2 separate regions of the Homo sapiens genome follow, and region 1 is linked to region 2. A link is an interaction called in ENCODE POLR2A ChIA-PET data of the cell type or tissue named here. Cell type or tissue: IMR-90. All regions are shown on one strand. Links, peaks and the distances in the headings refer to the core of each region. The heading gives the core; the rest is flanking DNA. Region 1 has its middle 9.6 kb from the start of SRPK2. Region 2 overlaps PUS7 (pseudouridine synthase 7).

Evidence for each region. Peaks named below come from ENCODE experiments on the same cell type or tissue, not always from the same donor. Only the 100,000 strongest peaks of a DNase experiment are listed, where the experiment ranks them.
Region 1: POLR2A ChIA-PET joins it to region 2 with 13 read pairs; 6 of 35 experiments call an interaction of 5 or more read pairs at or near these places.

The regions. Positions count from the first base shown.
Region 1 is chr7:105,392,920-105,404,063 of GRCh38, reverse strand. It overlaps a transcript of SRPK2 not described here. Among named protein-coding and RNA genes, the nearest start is that of SRPK2, 9.6 kb to the right of the region's middle. RefSeq lists a silencer at 1-183. In IMR-90, for the core only: CTCF peaks have their summits at 2,303 (motif pointing left) and 4,516 (motif pointing left); no DNase peak of the experiment used is centred there; H3K27ac peaks cover 264 bases.
Region 2 is chr7:105,447,802-105,458,945 of GRCh38, reverse strand. PUS7 (pseudouridine synthase 7) reads left to right here. Exons shown (of 16, transcript NM_019042.5): 16 at 1,020-2,443. The coding sequence ends at 1,156. Among named protein-coding and RNA genes, the nearest start is that of SRPK2, 64 kb to the right of the region's middle. RefSeq lists an enhancer at 10,658-10,777. In IMR-90, for the core only: no CTCF peak of the experiment used is centred there; a DNase peak (open chromatin) is centred at 4,395.

The DNA.
Region 1 (11,144 bases), core at 1,135-9,134, 55 kb after region 2:
GGCAACATGGTGAAACCCCATCTCTACAAAAAATTAGCTGGTCGTGGTGGTTCACGCCTGTAATCCCAGCTATTTTTGGGGCTGAAGTGGGAGGATTGCTTGAGCCAGGGAAGTCGAGGCTGCAGTGAGCTGAGATCTCACCACTGCACTCCAGCTTATGTGACAAAGTGAGACGCTGTCAAAAGAAAGGAAGGGAGGGAGGGAGGGAAGGAGGAAGGAAGGAAGGAAGGACGGAGGAAGGAAGGAAGGAAAAGAAAGATTGATTCTGGAGTACAAAGTGAGATGCTGTCGAAAGGAAGGGAGGGAGGAAGGAAGGAAGGAAGGAAGAAAGGAAGGAAGGAAGGAAAAGAAAAATTGATTCTGGAGTAGAAATTAAATTACAGGCTGAGTGCTGTGGCTCACACCTGTAATCCCAACACTTTGGGAAGCTGAGGTGGGAGAATTGCTTAAACTCAGGAGTCTGAGACCAGCCTGGGCAACATGGGGAAACCCCGTCTCTACAAAAAACAAACAATAAAAAACAAACAATAAAATTTAGTGGAAGCCAGGGCTCACGCCCTGTCATCATGGCACTTTGGGACACTGAGGCAGGATGATCACCTGAGGTCAGGAGATTGAGATCAGCCTGGACAACATGGAGAAACCCCACCTCTACTAAAAATATGCCGCGTCTGGTGGTGGGCACCTGTAATCCCAGCTGCTTGGGAGGCTGAGATTGTGCTACTGCTCTTCAGCCTGGGCGACACAGCAAGACCCTGTCTTAAAAAAAAAAAAAAAAAAGGCAGGACGTGGTGGCTCATGCCTGTAATCCCAGCACTTTGAGAGGCCGAGGAGGGGAGGTCACCTGAGGTCAGGAGCTCCAAGACCAGCCTGGCCAACATAGTGAAACCTGCCTCTACTAAAAACACAAAAAAATTAGCTAGGCATGGTGGCATGTACCTGTAATCCCAGCTACTAGGGAGGCTGAGGCAGGAGAATCGCTTGAACCCGGGAGGCGGAGGTTGCAGTGAGCTGCGATGGCGTCCCTGCACTCCAGCCTGGGCGACAGAGTGAGACTCCATCTCAAAAATCAAAAAACAAAAAGCCTAGCGGGCGTGGTGGGTAGCACCTGTAGTCCCAGCTACTTGGGGGACTGAAGTGGAAGCATCACTTGAGCCCAGGAGGTCGAGGCTGCCGTGAGTCAAGACTGTGCTATTGCAGTCCAAGCCTGGTGACAAAATGAGATCCTGTCTCAAAAAAAAAAAAAAAGAAAAAAAAGTATGAAGTGTATTGACTTTTTTCTAAATTTAAAAAGTTTTGAGGATTAGATGTGAAATACTGGGAATGCTTTAAAATCAATGCAATCACTAGTATAACCATTTTAGAAAACTTTTGGCTGTATGTGCTAAAAATGCACACAGATATAACCTATGACTCAGCAATTCCATTTCTAAATATATACACATATTCACCAAAAACCTCATATAAGGGTGTTCACAGCAACATTATTCATAATAGCTTAAGTTGGAGACAACCCAATCACCGATGACTGGTGGAATCACCTATCCATCAGAATCTAGGGGGGACACAGAAATTATTTACTTTTTATTGAAGTTGGACCAATTATTTTATTTTATTTTATTTTTTATTTTTTTGAGATGGAGTCTCGCTCTGTCGCCCAGGTTGGAATGCAATGGCACGATCTCAGCTCAGTGCAACCTCCGCCTCCCAGGTTCAAGAGATTCTCCTGCCTCAGCCTTCTGAGTAGCTGGGACTACAGGCGCGTGCCACCATGCCCAGCTAATTTTTTGTATTTTTAGTAGAGACCATGTTAGCCAGGGTGGTCTCAATCTGCCCACCTCGGCTTCCCAAAGTGCTGAGATTACAGGCATGAGCCACTGTGCCCAGCTGGACCAATTATTTTATAATAAAAAAATTAACGAATTGTTTGTTTGAACAGGTATTAGAGAACTAAGTAAAGGGGATACTGAACTAACCCACTAATAAATCAGGAATCAGCACCCATATCTGGGGCTGGGAAACACAGTTAGCAGTAAGGGTTATCAGACCTCAGAAGCTTAGAGGAGGGAGCTGGGACCCAGATGTATAAAGAGGGAGTACTCCCAGGAGTTGCTATTATTTCTAGGGGAATATAATGAGGCTGATTTGAGGAGCTCCGTGAAACCTGGGACTGGAACCATTGCTGTCCCTGTGATAAAGAGCCAGTGCTGAGACGACGGTGACCAAAAGGCCAGCAAACAGGAAGTAACATTTCCCTGCTCCTGTTCCTCTTCTCCAGGCTTCCAGTCTCCCTCTAGTGACCCCAACTGGCAGAATTAATGGCGGAGCACATTGGCAAAGGAGAAATAAGATCACATTTCCTCTATTATAAATGTGGCTTGGCGTGGCTCATCCCAGCCCTTTGGGAGGCCTAGGTGGACAGACTACTTGAGGTCAGGAGTTTGAGACAAGCCTGGCCAACATGGTGAAACCCCGTCTCTACTAAAAATACAAAAATTAGCTTGGCGTGGTTGTGCATGCCTGTAATTCCAGCTACTCAGGAGGCTGAGGCAGGAGAATCGCTTGAAACTGGGAGGCGGAAGTTGCAGTGAGCCAAGATGTGGCCACTACACTCCAGCCTGGGCGACAAGAGCGAAACTCTGTCTCAAAACCAAACCAAAACAAAACAAAACAAAACAGCAAATAAACAAATGTGGCCACAACTCCCCCCTCACAAAGCTGATAATAGAATGGTGGGTTTGGGGCTGAGATAGTAGTTTAATAAATAATGTGAAGACATTTTTAAAATATGGCATATTCATACAATGAAATACTATAAAACAATGAAAAGATTGTACAGACAACACATGGGTGAGGCTCACAAACAAAACGTTGAAAAAAACCAGCCAAATACAAGAGTAATTAGTGTAGGGTTCCATTTCCATAAAATTTAAAAGCAGGCAGCATGAATCTGTGGGGTTAGGAATTAGAATAGAGGCTATCTTGGTAGGGGCAGTGACTGAGGAGAGAGGAGGGGGACTTTTGGGATACTGGTAATATGCAATTGTCTTTTTTTTTTTTTTTTTAGACGGAGTGTCGCTCTTGTTGCCCAAGCCGGAGTGCAGTGGTGCCATCTCCACTCACCGCAACCTCCACCTCCCAGATTCAAGCAATTCTCCTGCCTCAGCCTCCTGGTAGCTAGGATTACAGGCGCGCGCCACTATGCTCAGCTAATTTTTGTATTTTTAGTAGAGATGGGGTTTCACCATGTTGGTCAGGCTGGTCTCAAACTCCTGACCTCAGGTGATCTGCCTGCCTCGGCCTCCCAAAGTGCTGGGATTACAGATGTGAGCCACCGTGCCCAAACTATTTTTTTTATTCTTAATTTTTTGAGATGGAGTCTTAACCTGTTGCTCAGGCTGGAGTGCAGTGGCACCATCTCGGCTCACCACAATCTCTGCCTCCTGGTTCAAGTGATTCTCCTGCCTCAGCCTCCTGAGTAGTTGGGATTACAGGTGCCTGCCACCACGCCTGGCTAATTTTTGTATTTTTAGTAGAGACGGGGTTTTGCCATGTTGGCCAGGCTGGTCTCGAACTTCTGACCTCAAGTCATCTGCCTGCCTGGGCCTCACCAAAGTGCTGGGGGAGGCAGAGTTTGCAGTGAGCCGAGATGGTGCCACTACACTCCAGCCTAGGCAACAGAGGGTCTCAAAATAAAAAAAAATAAAAAAAATTTTTTTACATTGAATCTCTTTCATTAGTTACAATAAAATGGAAAGCAAATTCTTTTTTTTTTTTTTTTTTTTAAGACGGAGTCTCACTCTGTCTCCTAGGCTGGAGAGCAGTGGCACGATCTCAGCTCACTGCAAGCTCTGCCTCCAGGGTTCACGCCATTCTCCTGCCTCAGCCTCCCTAGTAGCTGGGACTACAGGCGCCTGCCACCACACCCAACTAATTTTTTGTATTTTTAGTAGAGACGGGGTTTCACCGTGTTAGCCAGGATGGTCTCGATCTCCTGACCTCGTGATCCGCCCGTCTCGGCCTCCCAAAGTGCTGGGATTACAGGCGTGAGCCACCGCGCCCGGCCGGCAAGCAAATTCTTATACTCAGAGAGCTCAAGCATTTGAGAAATGAGTATTATATCAGAGCTATATCCATGTTCTAAGACTTGGAAGAAATGGAGCCCAGGGTGTTAAACTTAGCACAGATTATGGCCAGATCTTCTAATCTATTTGATTATGTCCTGGCATATTAGACATTATTCTAAATTTTAATACAGCCCCAGGTAAATCTTTGGGCATCATTTTTGAACTGGCTTATGTAAGAGTCTCCTATACTATTTTATTTATAACAAACTTGTCACTATTGGTGATTTTCTCTAGACAATCCAGTCCCTATTCCTTTTTGTTTTGTCTGAATGTTGAACTGAAAATTCCCTTTGATATCTACTGCTTAAATAAATAGCAGAATAAGAGCCTCTAAAGATTCTCACTTGAAATCAGAGGCATTTAAAGGAAAGAAGGAATGACCCCTTGTGGTGATTTTAAAATATGTCCAGCATTCTTTGATAATCCTCCCTTCCAGAAAGGGACTTAATTCCCCTTCTTTAAGCATGTGCTGTACTTATTTCTGATGATTAGAATGTGGCAGAAATGATGGATTGTGACTTCTGAGGGTAGGTCATAAAAGGCATTGAAGTTTCTCCCTTGTTATCTCTTGGATCATTCACTCTGGGGGAAGCCAGCCACTCAAGCAGTCCTATGAAGGGGTCCGTGCAGTGAGGAAATGAGGCCTCTGCAACAGCTATGCAAGTGAATTATCTTGGTAACAGGTCTTTCAGCCTCCGTCAAGCCTTCAGATGACTGCGGCCTCAAGTGACATCTTGACTCACCAGCTAAACTGCTCCCAAATTGCTGGACCACAAAAACTGTGAGTTATGAAATGTTTATTTTTTTAAGCTACTAAATTTGGGAGAAATTTGTTATACAGCAATAGATAAATAACACATTGCTTAACATGGCACATATATATGATCAGCTAATATTTATTGAATGCTTAGATACTTCTATAAGTGTTTCATGTGAACTAAGTCATTTAATCCTCCAAACAGACATGCTTAGGTACTCCTCCAAGTATTTTATGGGAATTAACTCATTAAATCCTCACAACAAATTTGTAGGGTAGGTAATATTACTATCTACATTTTGCAGATCAGGCAGTTAAGGCACAGAGAGACTAATTTGCTCAAGCTGGCCCAGGTAAATAATGGCAGAACTAGCCCTTGAACTCTGGCAGTCTGGCTCTGCCACTCTCTTCTATGTTACACTATTATGATGGTGCTATTGCCACTGAGAAGTACGCTATAGTGAAACAACAAAAGACAGGTTTAAGCTTCATAATTGAATGGGCAGATTAGATATAAATAAACTTTAAAGAATTTAAAAGCCTTGGAGGTGCTTTTAAAAGGAGGCTTGGGCCAGCCTGGCCAACATGGTGAAACCCTAAAATTTTAGTCTCTACTAAAAATACAAAAATTAGCTAGGCGTGGTGGCATATGCCTGTAATCCCAGCTCCTAGGGAGGCTGAGGCAGGAGAATCGCTTGAACCTGGGAGGCGGAGGTTCCAGTGAGCTGAGGTTGCGCCATTGCACTCCAGCCTGAGCTTCAAGAGCAAAACTCCGTCTCAAAAAAAAAAAAAAAAAAAGGAGGCTGGGTTTTCATCCATTAAAGGCCCCAAGACGGGTGATATGACTTCCCGTCTTTTTCCAATTCTATGACGTATTAAATACACCTTCTAAGATGCAACATGATTTAGTGACTCCACTGGGAGATATCATAATCCAATTGGTTTTACAACATTCTTTTCATTTTCTATTACATTTGGGAAAAATTAATACTATGTGGACATTTTGAGTTTCATTGTAACAGATTGGGGAAAAATACATATGTACTGCCTTTTTCACTTATTTTGGACTGCTATGGAGACCAAAATATATCCAGTTTTATAAATATTTAATACTTCCCTTTATTAATTATAATATTTGCATAACTAATTTCATTTATGCAATAAATATGGTCGAATAAAAAAGTTTAAATCATCCTCATTACATTATTTATCTTAAAAATTCCTTTAAAACCGGTTGGGTGCGGTGGTTCACACCTGTAATCCCAGCACTTCGGGAAGCCGAGGTGAGTGGGTCACTTGAGGTCAGGAGTTCAAGACCAGCCTGGCCAACATGGTGAAACCCCGTCTTTACTAAAAATACAAAAAAAAATTAGCAGGGCATGGTGCTAGGTGCCTGTAATCCCAGCTACTCGGAAGGCTGAGGCAGGAGAATCTCTTGAACCCATGAGGCGGAGGTTGTAGTGAGCTCAGATGGTGCCACTGTACTCCAGCCTGGGTGATAGAGTGAGACTCAGTCTCCCAAAAAAAAAAATTACTTTAAAATATCACTCTAGGCCAGGTGTGGTGGCTCATGCCTGTAATCCCAGCACTTTGGGAGGCTGAGGCAGGTGGATAACAAGGTGAGGAGTTCGAGACCAGCCTCGCCAATATGGTGAAACCCCGTCTCTAAAAAATATACAAAAATTACCCGGGCATGGTGGCGTGTGCCTATAGTCCCCGCTACTCAGGAGGCTGAGGCAGGAGAATTGTTTGAACCTGGGAGGCGGAGGTTGCAGTGAGGCGAGATCATGCCACTGTGCTCCAGCCTGGGCAACAGAATGAGACTTCATCTCAAAAAAAAAAAAAAAAGAAAGTCACTCAAGGGGGTCGGGCATGGTGGCTCATGCCTTTAATCCCAGCACTTTCGTAGGCCGAGGCGGGTGGATCACGACGTCAAAAGATCGAGACCATCCTGGCCAACATGGTGAAACCACGTCTCTATTAAAAATACAAAAATTAGCTGGGTGTGCTGGTGTGCACCTGTAGTCCCAGCTACTCGGGAAGCTGAGGCAGGAGAATTGCTTGTACCCATGAGGCGGAAGTTGTAGTGAGCTGAGATCACGCCATTGCACTCCAGCCTGGGCAACAAGAAGCAAACTCTATCTCAAAGAAACAAAATAAGTAAAAACAATAATAAAAGCATCCACTAAAAATAAAAATAAAAAAATAAAATGTCACTCTACATTGTGCTGCATTTCTGAAGAAATACTTAATTTCAAAGTCAACAGAGACTAGGTTTGTAATTCTCTTCCTTCCTTTCCTTCCTTCCTTCCTTCCTCCCTTCCTCCCTCCCTCTATTTCTTTCTCTCTCTCTCTCTCTTTCTCTCTTTCTTTCTTTCTCTTTCTCTTTCTTTCTTTCTCTCTCTTTCTTTCTCTCTCTTTCCTCTCCTCTCCTCCTCCTCCTCCTCTTCCTTCTCCCCTCCCCCTCCCCTTCCTCCTCCTCCTTCTCCTCCTACTATTCTTCTTCCTCTTCTTCTTCTTTTCTCTCTCTCTCTCCCTTTCTTTCTTTCAAGACGGAGTGTCGCTCTGTTGCCCAGGCTGGAGTGCAGTGGCGCAATCTCAGCTCACTGCAAGCTCTGCCTCCCAGGTTCACACCATTCTCCTGCCTCAGCCTTCCAAGTAGCTGGGACTACAGGCACCTGCCACCACGCCCAGCTTTGTATTTATAGTAGATATGAGATTTCGCCGTGTTAGCCAGGATGTTCTCTATCTCCTGACCTCGTGATCTGCCTGCCTCAGCCTCCCAAAGTGCTGGGATTACAGGCATGAAGCCACCACGCCTGGCTATCATTTAACTTATCTTTTTAAGATGTATGGTCTCATTGTTCAGGCTGGACTCAACTACTGGAGTCAAACTACTGGACTGAAGCTGACAGGACAGGTGAGCACCTCTGTGCCCCACTTACCATTCTTTCTAAAAGCTACTAGCCGGGCGTGGTGGCTCATGCCTGTAATCCCAGCACTTTGAGAGGTCGAGGCAGGCAGATCACCTGAGGTCGGGAGTTCGAGACCAGCCTGTCCAACACGGAGAAACCCCGTCTCTACTAAAAATACAAAATTAGCCAGGTGTGGTGGCGCATGCCTGTAATCCCAGCTACTTGGAATGCTGAGGCAGGAGAATCGCTTGAACCTGGGAGGCGGAGGTTGCGGTGAGCCGACATCATGTTATTGCACTCCAGCCCGAGCAACAAGAGTGAAACTGTGTCTCAAAAAAATAAATAAATAAAAATAATTTTAAAAAACATCACTATAGTATGTGTAAAGCTAATTGATAATTAATTTGGTATACTTTAATTCAATAAATTCAAAGCAATTCATAAATATCTGATTTGCAAAGATAGTTTTCTTCTAATTTATAGAAGTAAAAAGGACTGGCAAGATAGCTTTAAGTTCTTTTTTTTTGTTTTGGGAGACAGAGTCTTGCTCTGTTGCCCAAGCTGGAATGTGCAGTGGTGCAATCTCGGCTCACTGCAACTTCTGTCTCCCAGGTTCAAGCAATTCTCCCACCTCAGCCTCCTGAGTGGCTGGGATTACAGGGGTGCACAACCATACCCCGCTAATTTTTGTATTTTTAGTAGAGACGGGGTTTCACCATGTTGTCCGGGCTGATCTGGAACTCCTGACCTCAGGTGATTCGCCCGCCTTGGCCTCCCAAAGTGCTGGGATTACAGGCATGAGCCACTGTGCCCAGCCAGCTTTAAGTTCTTTAATTCAGTGTTACCTTCTCGGTGAGGCCTTCTTGAACCATACTCCCAACAGATTGTTGATTTTTTTTGCTTTCAGTTTTTTTTTTAAATTTATTTTTTAGTTGATAGAGGTGGGGGGGTCTCACTATGTTCCCCAGGCTAGTCTTGAACTCCTGGGCTCAAGCAATCCTCTTGCTTTGGACTTTCAAAGTGCTAGAGTTACAGGTGTGAACCACTCCATCCAGTCACTTTCTGTTTTTTGTTTTGTTTTGTTTTGTTTTTGAGATGGAGTCTCACTCTGTTGCCCAGGCTGGAGGGCAGTGGCAAGATCTTGGCTCACTACAACCTCCACCTCCTAGGTTCAAGTGATTCTCCTCCCTCAGCCTCCTGAGTAGCTGGGATTATAGGCATGTGCCGCCACGCCTAGCTAATTCTTGTATTTTTAGTAGAGATGGGGTTTCACCTTGTTGGCCAGGATGGTAGGTCTCGATCTCCCAATCTCATGTCCCGCCCACCTTGGCCTCCCAAAGGGCTGGGATTACAGGCGTAAGCCACCGCGCCCGGCTGTTTTGTTTTGTTTTTAAATAAAAATGATCACCATCTAGTAAACATAATATATATTTCACATATTTATGTTGTTTATTTTCTGTTTTCTGGCAGTAGAATGTAAGCTCCATGAAGGCAGGGACATTTCTGTGTGCTTTGTTCACTGCTATAGAATCAGTGTCTAGAATAATGCTTGCTACATAATAGGTATTTGATAAGTATTTGTTGAAAATTGAATGCAAAAATCCAACAAACAGATTGGCGATGTATCTCCCAACTGTTAAGAATTACTATTATTGGATATTTATCTTATTTGATTATCGAACTGACCTATGAGGACTAGTATTAGTACATGTTGTTATCACTTTCCAGATGTTGTAATTAAGTAACTTGCCAAAGGTCGTGCAGAAATTAAGTAGCAGAAATGGGTTTTAATGTTAGGCTAAGTGAAAGACTCTGGCCACAAATTGGCTGGGCGCGTGGCTCACGCCTGTAATCCCAGCACTTTGAGAGGCCGAGGCGGGCGGATCATGAGGTCAGGAGTTTGAGACCAGCCTGGCCAATATGGTGAAACCCCATCTCCACTAAAAATACAAAAATTAGCTGGGCATGGTGGTGTGCACCTGTAGTCCCAGCTACTTCGGAGGCTGAGGCAGGAGAATCGCCTGAACCCGGGAGGCAGAGGTTGCGGTGAGCCGAAATCATGCCACTGCACTCCAGCCTGGGCGACAGAATGAGGCTCCGTCTCAAAAAAAAAAAAAAAGAAAGAAAGAAAGAAAGAAAGACTCTGGCCACAAAAGGCCACGTATTGTATGATTCCATTTACATGAACTGTCCAGAACAGGCAAGCCTATAGAGACAGGAAGTACATTAGTGGCTGCCTAGGCCTAGTGCAGGGGAAAGTTGGAGGAAATGGGGAGTGTCTGCTAATCTGTATGGAGTTCTTTTTGGGGGGAGCAATTTTTTTTTTTGAGACAGTGTCTTGCTCTATTGCTCAGGTTGGAATGCAGCAGCGCGATCATAGTTCACTATAACCTCCCTAACCTTGAACTCCTGGGCTCAAGTGATCCTCCTACTTTAGCCTCCCAAAATGCTGAAATTATAAATGAGAGCCACCACATCTGGCGCAGAAATGTTTTAAAATGAGATTGTGGTAGTGGTTGGCACAACGCTGTGAATATGCTAAAAAACACTGAATTCTATATTTTAAAATGGCTGAATTGCATGTATGTGTTATATCTCAATAAAGCCTTTTTAAAAATAATAAAAAGGCCGAATGTGGTGGCTCATGTCCATAGAGTGAGACCCTGTCCTCTGAAAACAACAAAAAAATAGTGACAGTAATTTTTGTCAATATTGATACCAAAAACAAAAAACAAGCCAGAAACAAAGAAAGAAAGAAAAAAGGCAGAGGAGCAGGAGGGGAAAAAAAAAAAAAAAAAAAAAAAAGAAAAACCAGAGGGAGAAATAAAAGCTCCTCCTTATGCGGTGGTGCACGCCTTTAATCCCAGCAGTTTGGGAGGCCAAGGTGGGCGGATCACCTGAGGTCAGGAGTTTGAGACCAGCCTGGCCAACATGGTAAAACCCCATCTCCACTAAAAATACAAAAATTAGGCTGGACGCGGTGGCTCAAGCCTGCAATCCCAACACTTTGGGAGGCTGAGGCAGGCAGATCACTTGAGGTCAGGAGTTTGAGACCAGCCTGGCCAACATGGTGAAACCTAGTCTCTACTAAAAATACAAAAAAATTAGCCGGGAGTGGTGGCGGGTGCCTGTAATCCCAGGTACTTGGGAGGCTGAGGCAGGAGAATCACTTGAGCCTGGAAGGCGGAGGTTGCGTTAGGCCAAGATCGCGCCACTGCACTCCAGCCTGGGCGACAGAGCGAGACTTCCCTTCCCCTCTCCACCAAAAAAAAAAAAATACAAAAATTAGCCGGGTGTGGTGGTACATGCCTGTAGTCCCAGCTACTTGGGAGGCTGAGGGAGGAG
Region 2 (11,144 bases), core at 1,007-9,006:
TGATGGAGTATTTCTCCCCATCCCCCACAGAGACTTACCAAAGGTGAGTGAAAATTCAGGAAGAGTCTAAAAAATTAAATTGGTTGGGCAGGTGCGGTGGCTCACGCTTGTAATCCCAGCACTTTGGGAGGCCGAGGCGGGCGGATCACGAGGTCAGGAGATCGAGACCACGGTGAAACCCCGTCTCTACTAAAAATACAAAAAATTAGCCGGGTGTGGTGGCGGGTTCCTGTAGTCCCAGCTACTTGGAGAGGCTGAGGCAGGAGAATGGTGTGAACACAGAAGGCGGAGCTTGTAGTGAGCCAAGATCACGCCACTGCACTCCAGCCTGGGTGACAAAACGAGACTCCATCTCAAAAAAAAAAAAAAAAAAATTGGTGGCTGGGCGTGGTGGCTCACACCTGTAATCCCAGCAGTTTGGGAGACCGAGACAAGTGGATCACTTGAGGTCAGGAGTTCCAGACCAGCCTGGCCAACATGACAAAACCCCGTCTCTACTGAAAATACAAAAAAAAAAATTAGGCGGGCGTGGTGGTGGGCACCTGTAATCCCAGCTACTCAGGAGGCTGAGGCAGGAGAATCGCTTCAACCCGGGAGGTGGAGGCTGCAGTGAGCTGAGATTACACCACTGCACTCCAGTCTGGGCAACATAACAAGACTCTGTCTCAAAAAAAAATTAATTAATTAATTAAATTGGCATTCTCATCATCAAATTCTTGTTCTGTTTTTTCCCAGGCCGTAATTTATTATTATTTCTTTAACTTTACATGCGTTTCTCTTTTGTGTTCTTCTGTCATCTGCCTTTTTGTGAAAGTTCCTGGGCAGAATTTCTGTAACCATTCAGCAGGTTCACACTCACAGATCTCTTACTTCCATGGTCTCATTCTCCAAGGCCCCCTAGGAAGTGGAGTCTAAGGAAAGCAGCACAGTTCTTTGTATTTGCTTAGAGATTATGTGACTCTCGCTGGTCTGTCTGCAGCTGCCTTCATTTTCTGACTGTTTTCTTTCTTGCCTTGCAGAAGGCAAATACAGGGCTCTGAAAATGGATTTTTCTCTACCCCCTTCTACTTACGCCACCATGGCCATTCGAGAAGTGCTAAAAATGGATACCAGTATCAAGAACCAGACGCAGCTGAATACAACCTGGCTTCGCTGAGCAGTACCTTGTCCACAGATTAGAAAACGTACACAAGTGTTTGCTTCCTGGCTCCCTGTGCATTTTTGTCTTAGTTCAGACTCATATATGGATTTCAAATCTTTGTAATAAAAATTATTTGTATTTTTAAGTTTTTATTAGCTTAAAGAAATAATTTGCAATATTTGTACATGTACACAAATCCTGAGGTTCTTAATTTTAGCTCAGAATATAAATTAGTCAAAATACACTTCAGGTGCTTAAATCAGAGTAAAATGTCAGCTTTACAATAATAAAAAAAGGACTTTGGTTTAAAGTAGCAGGTTTAGGTTTTGCTACATTCTCAAAAGACAGCAGGAGTATTTGACACATCTGTGATGGAGTATACAACAATGCATTTTAAGAGCAAATGCAACAAAACAAATCTGGACTATGGATAAATAATTTGAGAGCTGCCACCCACAAATATAAATACAGTACTCATGCTGACTGAAATAATAAGACATCTACAAATTTATAAACAAAAAGTGATTGTCATTATCCTGCTTATGTACTAGATTCAGGCAAGCATTATAGACTTTTTGGTTGCGGTGGCTTTTGCATTTATATTATCAATGCCTTGCAGGAACGTTGCATTGATAGGCCCATTTTATTTTTTTATTTTTTTTTTCGAGACAGGATCTCACTCTGTAGCACAGGCTGGATTGCAGTGCAATCCTGCAATTCTCAATCTTGCACTGCAGCCTCGACCTCCCAGGCTCCAGTGACTCTCCCACCTCAGCCTCCTAAGTAGCTGGGAGTACAGGCGCGCACCACCACGCCTAGCTGATTTTTGTATTTTTTTGTAGAGACGGGGGTTTGGCCATGTTGCCGAGGCTAACTCCTGGGATTACAGGCATGAGCTGTGCTGGCCGGGTTTTTTTTTCTTGATGTAAACGTGTACAGCTGTTTTATTAGTTAAGGTCTAATTTTTACTCTAGGTGCCTTTTATGTTCAGAACTCTTTCCACTGGACTGGTATTTGCTCAAAAATAAATAATGGTAGAGAAGAAAACTATAAAAATGGACAAGGCTTTCTTCTATCAGTAGCGTTTACCCTTTGTCACCAGTGGCTTTGGTATTTCCATGTCTGGCATTGCATAAACTTCTCTGGTGTGAAAGGATAAATATGCCTTTCTAAAGTTGTATATCAAAATTGTATCAATTTTTATTTTCTATGATTTCTAGAAACAAATGTAATAAATATTTTTAAAATCTCCTTTCTACTGGTTATGTAAATAAATCAAATAAATATATCAAAATGAGTGCAGATAAGAATCTTGACCTTGACTAAAGGTAAGGAACTAAATGAATGTGGGATCCTCATCAGAAATGGTGGTGACACCAAAATGTGTTGTGATCAGCTGTGAAGTATGAGGATAATCTGAGTCAAATGCTACGAATAATTGACTGTGTTGGACTGGACTCCAGGTTATTGGAATCACTCACTCACCTTCCAATGTGCTTTATGGAGTAGAAAAGAAAGGAATGGAAAAGAGCTACCGTACCAGGAGCATTGCACCATGGGAATGTGAATGACATTTGTCTCGTATCTGGTAGTAGAAATGAGATTCGGAACTGTTTTTCAACCCTTTTGTTTTAATGACATCCATCACCACCACACTGCTGAGGCTTAAAAAAGATTGGAAATAGCATGGTAAATTTTATATATATATATATATATATATATATATATTTTTTTTTTTTTTTTTTTTTTTTTTTTTTTTGAGACATTGTTGTTCTGTCACCCAGGCTGGAGTGCAGTGGCGTGATCCTGGCTCTCTGCAACCTCCCACTACCAGGTTCAAGTGACTCTTGTGCCTCAGCCTCGTAAGTAGCTGGGATTACAGGCACCGCTGCCAGGCCTGGCTAATTTTGTATTTTTAGTAGATGCGGAGTTTCGCCATGTTAGCTAGGCTGGTCTCAAACTCCTGGCCTAAAGTGATCTGCCCACTGCTACCTCCCAAAGTGCTGGTATTACAGACGTGAGCCACCATGCCCAGCCCAGTAAATTATCCTTTTTGCTAGCTAGTTTTGAAAGAATATTTTGTCCTAGGTCAGGCACGGTGGCTCACACCTGTACACTTTGGGAGACCAAGGTGGGAGGATTGCCTGAGCCCAGGAGCTTGAGATCAGCCTGGGTAACATAGTGAGACCCTGTCTCAAATATATATATATATATATATATATATATATTTTGTCTTACAAAAGCTAAACATGTATTAAATGTATAGTAGTCCTGTCTGTACCTTCCAGTAATAGCTGGAGTTCTCCTTCATCTGACAGAAAATTATTTATGAAGGGATCTAAGTCTTTCTGTTGCAATTGCATTCAGCAGTTCTGCATTTACAGGTTGAGTATCCCTTACACAAAATGCCTGGGACTAGAAGTGTCTTGGATTTTCATTTTTTTTTTTAGATTTGTACTTCAACTTACTGGTTGGAATCCAAAAATCCAAAATGCTCCAATGAGCAAGTTTTGGATTTTGGATTTTCAGATTTGGGATGCTCAACCAGTATAAATTTGCATTCCAAAACAAAAGTGAAGCTAAACTTGTGTTTTCTTCATCTGGGAAATACTTACGGCTCTATTGTTAACTTTCTTGGCTGTGTTAGCTAGTACCAGTTTGTACATGTCTCTTCATAAACACCAGTGGATAAATAATGATTCAAGGCGGATTCTTCAAGCTGTTTTGAGACTCAGGGGGCACACCACCTAACTCTAGGGACTTACTCAACCTGAAATAAATCATTGCCTTAGCATAGAATTCAGAACATTTTTTGTTGTTTGGAAAGGGAGGAAGTTTCTCTTAGACAAATTTATAAAGCCTGAAAGCAACCTCATCCTCAACATAAAAGTATCATTGCTTCCTAAATTTTTGCCTAAAAGAAATAATAAAGGATCATTCTTTTTATTATAATGTAAAACCAACACTATTCCATAACAGGAAAGGAAGCTAAATAATCAAAATTGTTCTTTCCAATGTTTTTATTCATGGTTTCATGTTGTAGATAATAACTAGACTGCTATTATACTAATAAAAAAAATCCTGATTGCTTCCTGAATCTTCATGGTTTCATGTTGTAGGTAATAACTAGACAGCCATTATACCAGTTTAAAAAATTTCTGGTTGATTCCTGAATCAACCAAAAAATTGGTAACAGCTGCAATACTACATCAGTACTTAAAACTTCACCAGTTGCTCCAGGCTGTATGAATTAACATCGACTGGTATTTGCACTGGAATGCATTTTGTGGTCAATTTGCACTTAAAAAAATAAGGATGCGTGTGTGTAATACAAAATAGAATACATATAAATGTTTTATAGCTACCAATGTGCACTGATGTGCATGTGCCTTTTTGAAACCAAAGCAGACCTGGAGTGTACCATGTAGTTTTTTATTTCAGATATATGAAGAAATGAAACCACACTGGAAGAATGACAAAGCTGAATATGGCCAGCTTCTCATCTTTGTAAATTCAAAAGCATTTGCTTGCTCAGCAAAGGATAACTTTAAGGCTTTCTTTGTTCAGTGAAATCTGCTTTTCCACTTTGTGTAGGGTAGAACTTAGTTTTGGATCATGAACACCTTGGAAAATCTGAGGGAGAAGTATAGACATTGCTTCCAGGAGAAGGAAAGCGGGAAAGTGTATCCATATGTGTGTGTGTTACAAATTCATGCAAACTTTTTATACAATTTTAGGGGCTTCAATGTATTCAATAAGACCCCCTACTCTAGGTAAGTGCTTTCCAACCTTTAATGTACTTAACAGTCACCTGGTGATCTTCTTAAACTGCAGGATGTATTTCAGGAAGTCCAGGTAGAATATGAAATACTGCATTTCTAACCAGTTCCCTACATGTGCTGCTGTTACACACGAAGCAGCCAGGCTCCAGACCTGTACTGGCCAACACAGCGGCCACTAGCCATGTGACTACTTAAACTTGACTTAAGCTTCTCAGTCACAGTTTCAACTGCTCCATAGCCAAATATATGGCTAGTGGCTCTGTGGTGTACAGCACTGACGCAGTTAATAAATCAATCACCTGAGATACAAAGGAGAGTCTACACTGATCAGATGTGATACTGTTGCAGGCTGGGCGCTGCAGCTCATGCCTGTAATCCCAGCACTTTGGGAGGCCGAGGCGGGCGGATCACTTGAGGTCAGGAGTTCAAGACCAGCCTGGCCAGCATGGTGAAACCCCGTCTCTACTAAAAATACAAAAATCAGCCAGGCATAGTGGCAAATGCCTGTAATCCCAGCTACTCGGGAGGCTGAGGCAGAACTGCTTGAACCCAGGAGGCAGAGGTTGCAGTGAGCCAAGATCACACCATTGAACTCCAGCCTAGGCAACAGAGGGAAACTCCATCTGAAAAAAAAAAAAAAAAAAAAAAGTAATACAGTTGCAAATGTTGCAGAATTTCTGCTCCTTAGTTCAGCTAAATCCAAGTTCTTATGTCATGACCAGGAAAAAGTTAGGCACAGACACATTGAAGGGTGAGCAGAACAGAATATATTGGGCAAAATGGGCAAAAGAAAAAAAACTCTCAGCAAAGCAAGAGGGGTTTCTGCTAACAGGCCCCACCTCACAGATTGATTCCAGGCCATACACAGGAACTGAAGAACCCAGGCTCCTTCCCCCTGCAAGCAGCATGAACTTCTTTGACTCCATCCTGTTCTCCCAGTGCTCAGGCCGGTCCAAGATTCTCCTGGGACCCTCCCCTGTATTTTCCTCTTGCATCTATCAACACCTGGTGATGCTGATGATTACAGGCAAACAATGAATATATGTGCAAAAGGGATTACATTGTAATTAGATCCAAGGCTCATATTGATGATCTAAGATTTCACACTTGAGATCGCTAAGAGCCTTCCTTAAACTCACTTCCATGCTTCTTATTTTTTGGCTTCCTCCAGGATCACTAATAATTCTTTTTTCCTTGTTTGTTTGTTTGAGACGGAGTCTCACTCTGTCACCCAGGCTGGAGTGCAGTGGCGGGATCTCAGCTCACTGCAACCCCTGCCTCCTGGGTTCAAACAATCCTCCCACCTCAGCCTCCCGAGTAGCTGGGACCACAAGCACGTGTCACCATACCTGACTAGTGTTTTTGTGTTTTTGGTAGAGAAGAAGTTTCGCCATGTTGGCCAGGTGGGTCTCGAACTCCAGGGCTCAAGTGATCCACGCGTCTCAGCCTCCCAAAGTGCTGGGATTACAGGCGTGGGTCACTGCTCCCCGCCTTTTCTTTCTTTGCTACCCTTGTCCAAAGGTTTCGTCAAACCATTCTTAAGGCACTGTGGCCTTGTTACTCCATACAGAAAATTTACCCTCCACCCTCTAAAAAAGTCATAATTGTTGTAATTAAAAACTCCTTGGCTGTAGCTTCTTATGAAAGCAGCAGCTGCAAAAAGCAGGAATGGCCAGAAAGCCCATATTATTGTGTTGTCCTTCGGGTATACTGTGTTGATTTTCTGTTACGGCTTATCCAGCTGTGCTAGACTCCTGGAAAGTACCCAGTATGTAAAAAGAGATGACAACAGGAAACCATGGTGGGAGAAGTTATTCAAAGCCCCTGTCTCCTAATGCATATTTACAGTCCCCTCAAAAGCCCTACATGGATCTTTAGAGCAGCTTTGTCCAATACAAATATAATGTGAGCCATGTATGTGATTGAAATTTTCTGGTAGCCTTATTAAGAAAATGAAAAGAAACAAGTAAAATTAATGACGTAGTTTCTATAAAGCAACATATCCAAAATATCGTTTCAACTTATAAGTAATATAAAAAATATTTTACATTCTCTTTTTTGTACTGTCTTAAAAAACCAGTGTGTATTTTACACTTAAAATATATATCAATTTGGACTAGCTGTATATTTCATGCTCAATAGCCACTTGTGGCCAATGGCTACCACATTGGACGTTGAGTCTTCAGAAAGATCACTTGTTCTTTGTTGCATGTCACCAGTATAATGGTAAATTTGAGTATTAAGGTTTGATTTTTTAAATTGGGAATATGTAGGTTGGAAGCACAGCTAGTTAAATATGATTTTGAAATGTTTACTGGATTGTTAAGTTTTATACTGATTGGGAGTAAATACTTTTGCTATGGGAGCACATAACAAACATGGTTGTTATTAGGTTCTAAAATATTATCAGAGTGTTTGAAATTTTCCAAGCAATTCAGATAACACCCTACAATTTTCTTTCACCTATAAATAATGAAAAGCTAATCCTCAGTGCAGCCTCTATTTAGATTTTATTTTATTTTTTATTTATTTATTTTTGAGACAGGTTCTCGCTCTGTTGCCCAGGCTGGAGTGCAGTGGTGTGATCTCGGCTCACTGCAACCTCCGCCTCCCGGGTTCAAGCAATTCTTGTGCCTCAGCCTCCCAAGTAGCTAGGATTACAGGCATGAGCCACTGTGCCCAGCCTTCTATTTAGATTTTAAATTCCATGTTCATGGAATATAAATTGAGGTTTGGGAGATGAGAATAAGGATAGAGTCAGAAGTAAAAAAAAATTTGTGAAAACAGCACATGAAGCTAAGAACTCAGGTTGTACAGGATGGCAAGGTGATTAGGCAGGGCTGAGGTTTTGTTTTGGCTTTTATTAATGATAGCTTTATTGAGGTATAATTTACATACCATACAATTCACTCATTTAAGTGTACAAAGGATTTTGGTATATTTGGAGTTGCGCAACCATTATCACAATCATTTTTACTTTTTTTTTTGAGACAGAGTCTCGCTCTGTTGCCCGGGCTGGAGTGGCGTGATCTCAGCTCACCACAACCTCTGCCTCCCAGGTTCAAGTGGCTCTCCTGCCTTAGCCTCCCAAGTAGCTGGGACTACAGGTGCGTGCCACCATGGCCAGCTAATTTTTGTATTTTTAGTAGAGACAGGGGTTTCACCATATTGGCCAGGCTGGTCTTGAACTCCTGACCTCGTGATCTGCCTGCCTCAATGTCCCAAAGCCCTGGGATTACAGGCGTGAGCCACTGTGCCCGGCCCATTTTTTTATAATCTCAAAAAGAAACTTCAAATGCATTAGCGTTGACTTCCTATTATCACCTCAGCCCCAGCCCCTGGCAACTGCTACTTTCAATCTCTGTTGATTGGTCTCTTCTAGTCATTTGATATAAATGAAATTATACAATATGCGGGACTGACTTTCACTTAGCATAATGTTTTCAAGGTTTATCCAGTTTGTGACGTAAAAGTACTTTATTCCTTATTTAGGCAAACAATACTCCATCTATGAATATACCACATTTTATTCATGTTCATCAATTGATAGACGTTTGGGTTGTTTCCACCTTCTGGCTTTTATGAATAATGCTGTTATAAACATTTTGGTATGAGTTTTTGTACAGTCATATGTCTCCATTTCTCTTGAGTATAAAGCTAGGAGTGGAATTTCTGTGTCATATAACTGTGTTTAATCTTTGAAGAACTCTCAGACTGTTTTCCTAAGTAGCTGCACCATGTTACATTCCCACTAGGAGTGTATGACAGTTCTATTTTCTCCACATCCTCGTCAACACTTGTTGTTATCTGTCTTTGTGATTGTAGCCATCCTTTTGGGTATAAAGAGGTTTCTCTGCTGGACGTGGTGGCTCACGCCTGTAATCCCAGCACTTTAGGAGGTCAAGTTGGGCAGATCACTTGAGGTCAGGAGTTTAAGACCAGCCTGGCCAACATGGTGAAACCCCATGTCTACTAAAAATACAAAAATTAGCCAGACATGGTGGCAGGCACCTGTAATCCCATCTACTTGGGAGGCTGAGACAGGAGAACTGCTGAACCTAGGAGGCAGAGGTTGCAGTGAGCCAAGATTGCGTCACTGCACTCCAGCCTGGGCGAGGGAGCAAGACTCCATCTCAAAAGCAAAAATAAAAATAAATTTAAACAAATGAAAATAAAGTGGTTTCTCACTACGGTTTTGATTTGCATTTCCCTGATGACTATGTGGAATATTTTTGTATGCTTATTGGCCATTTGTCTATTCTTTGGAGAAATGTCTATTGAGATCTTTTGCCCATTTGGGGGGTGTTATTTTTCTTTATGTTGTTGAGATCTAGAGTTCTTTGTATGTTCTAGGCACAAATCCTTTACCAGGTATACGATTGGCAAATATTTTCTCCCATTCCATGGGTTGTCTACTTTCTTTTTTTTTTTTTTTTCTTTTGAGACAAGATCTCATTGTTGCTCAGGCTGTCTGTAGTAACACGATCACGGATCACTGAGGCCTCAACCTCCCAGGCTTAAAAGTAGCTGGGACTACAGGCACACACCACTACAGGCTAATTTTTGTATTTTTGGTAGAGATGGGGTTTCACCATGTTGTCCAGGCTGGTCTTGAACTCCTGAGCTCAAGCCATCTGCCTGCCTCGGCCTCCTAGAGTGCTGGGATTACAGGCTTGAGCCACTGAGCCTGGCCTATCTTTACTTTCTTGAGGGTTGGGTTTTTGTTTTGTTTTGTTTTTTGAGACAAAGTCTTGCTCTGTCACCAGGCTGGAGTACAGTGGCGTGATTTTGGCTCACTGCAACCTCCCCCTCCCGGGTTCAAGCGATTCTCCTGCCTCAGCCTCCCGAGTAGCTGAGACCACAGGCACATGCCACCACGCCCACCTAATTTTTGTATTTTTAGTAGAGACGGGATTTCACCATGTTGGCCAGGATGGTCTCGATCTCTTGACCTCGTGATCTGCCTGCCTCGGCCTCCCAAAGTGCTGGGATTACAAGCGTGAGCCACTGCGCCCAGCTGAGGGTTGGGTTTTAAAGGCTGTAGGAGTTATTCTTTATTGAAATTTTGTTTCTAAACTAAGTTCCTATGGTGTCCATAATAACTAGATTGCTGCAGTGTCCACAGTAACCATCTGAAAATGGATTTTCATGACTGGGAGGGCTCAGGGTTAAGCGCAAGAATTCACAACCATAACTTTACAGGATGAAAATAGTCAGGCACTGCCAGGAGCGGTGGCTCACACTTGTAATCCCAGCACTTTGGGAGGCCTAGGCAGACGGATCACTTGAGATCAGGAGTTGAAGACCAGTCTGGCCAACATGGTGAAACCCTGTCTCTACTAAAAATACAAAAATTAGCCGGGCGTGGTGGTGGGCGCCTGTAATCCCAGCTACTTGCTGGGCTGAGGCACGAGAATTTCTTGAATCCGGGAGGCAGAGGTTGCAGTAAGCCAAGATCTCGCCACTGCACTCCAGCCTAGGCGACAGAGTGAGACTCCGTCTCAAAACAAACAAACAACAACAACAACAACAAAAAAAACCACTTAGGCGCACTTGGGAACGCTTTTGTTTCAGCTCAGTTCAACTCCACCTGCACCCTCTGAGAGCTGCAAATGGGGAACATAACTCTCCTTAGCCCAGCACCCACGTCTGTTCTCTACTAGCCACATTCATCCTGTTTTCTACATTTCTCTCTTCCTGTTTACAAAATTAATTTTCAACATAGAAGATCTTACTACCTGTTTTGGCCTAGACAAATGTTTCACTACCAAAAAACTTGCTCGTCAAGCTGACACAGAGTCATTCCACTTAACGAGTTAGCCACCTTCCATTAGCTGGAAAGATGATAGAGTCTTAGTTGATCCTTTTTTCTAATAATAATATCTGTCTAATAAAGTGGAGCTAAAGTCTGTTTCTTTCCTGTGCCATCCTGGTTTCTTAGGACCCCTGCACATTAATTAGGAGGAAGTCATGATGTGGATAACTCCAAAAGGTGAAAATCCAAAAGTAAATAAAGCACTGGAGGCTGCTGTGATAAAGAGGAAAGGACGTCAAACCAGGAGTCAAAATGCACAGGCTGAAGTCCTGGCCCTGCCACTGACTGTTGCTCAGAGACCTTCAGAGATCCACATCCCTCCTCCGGACCTCAGCTTTCTCCAGAGAATCCCTCAATGCTAACTGTTGCAGAGTACTCCATGGAGTGCACCCATCACACGTGGACT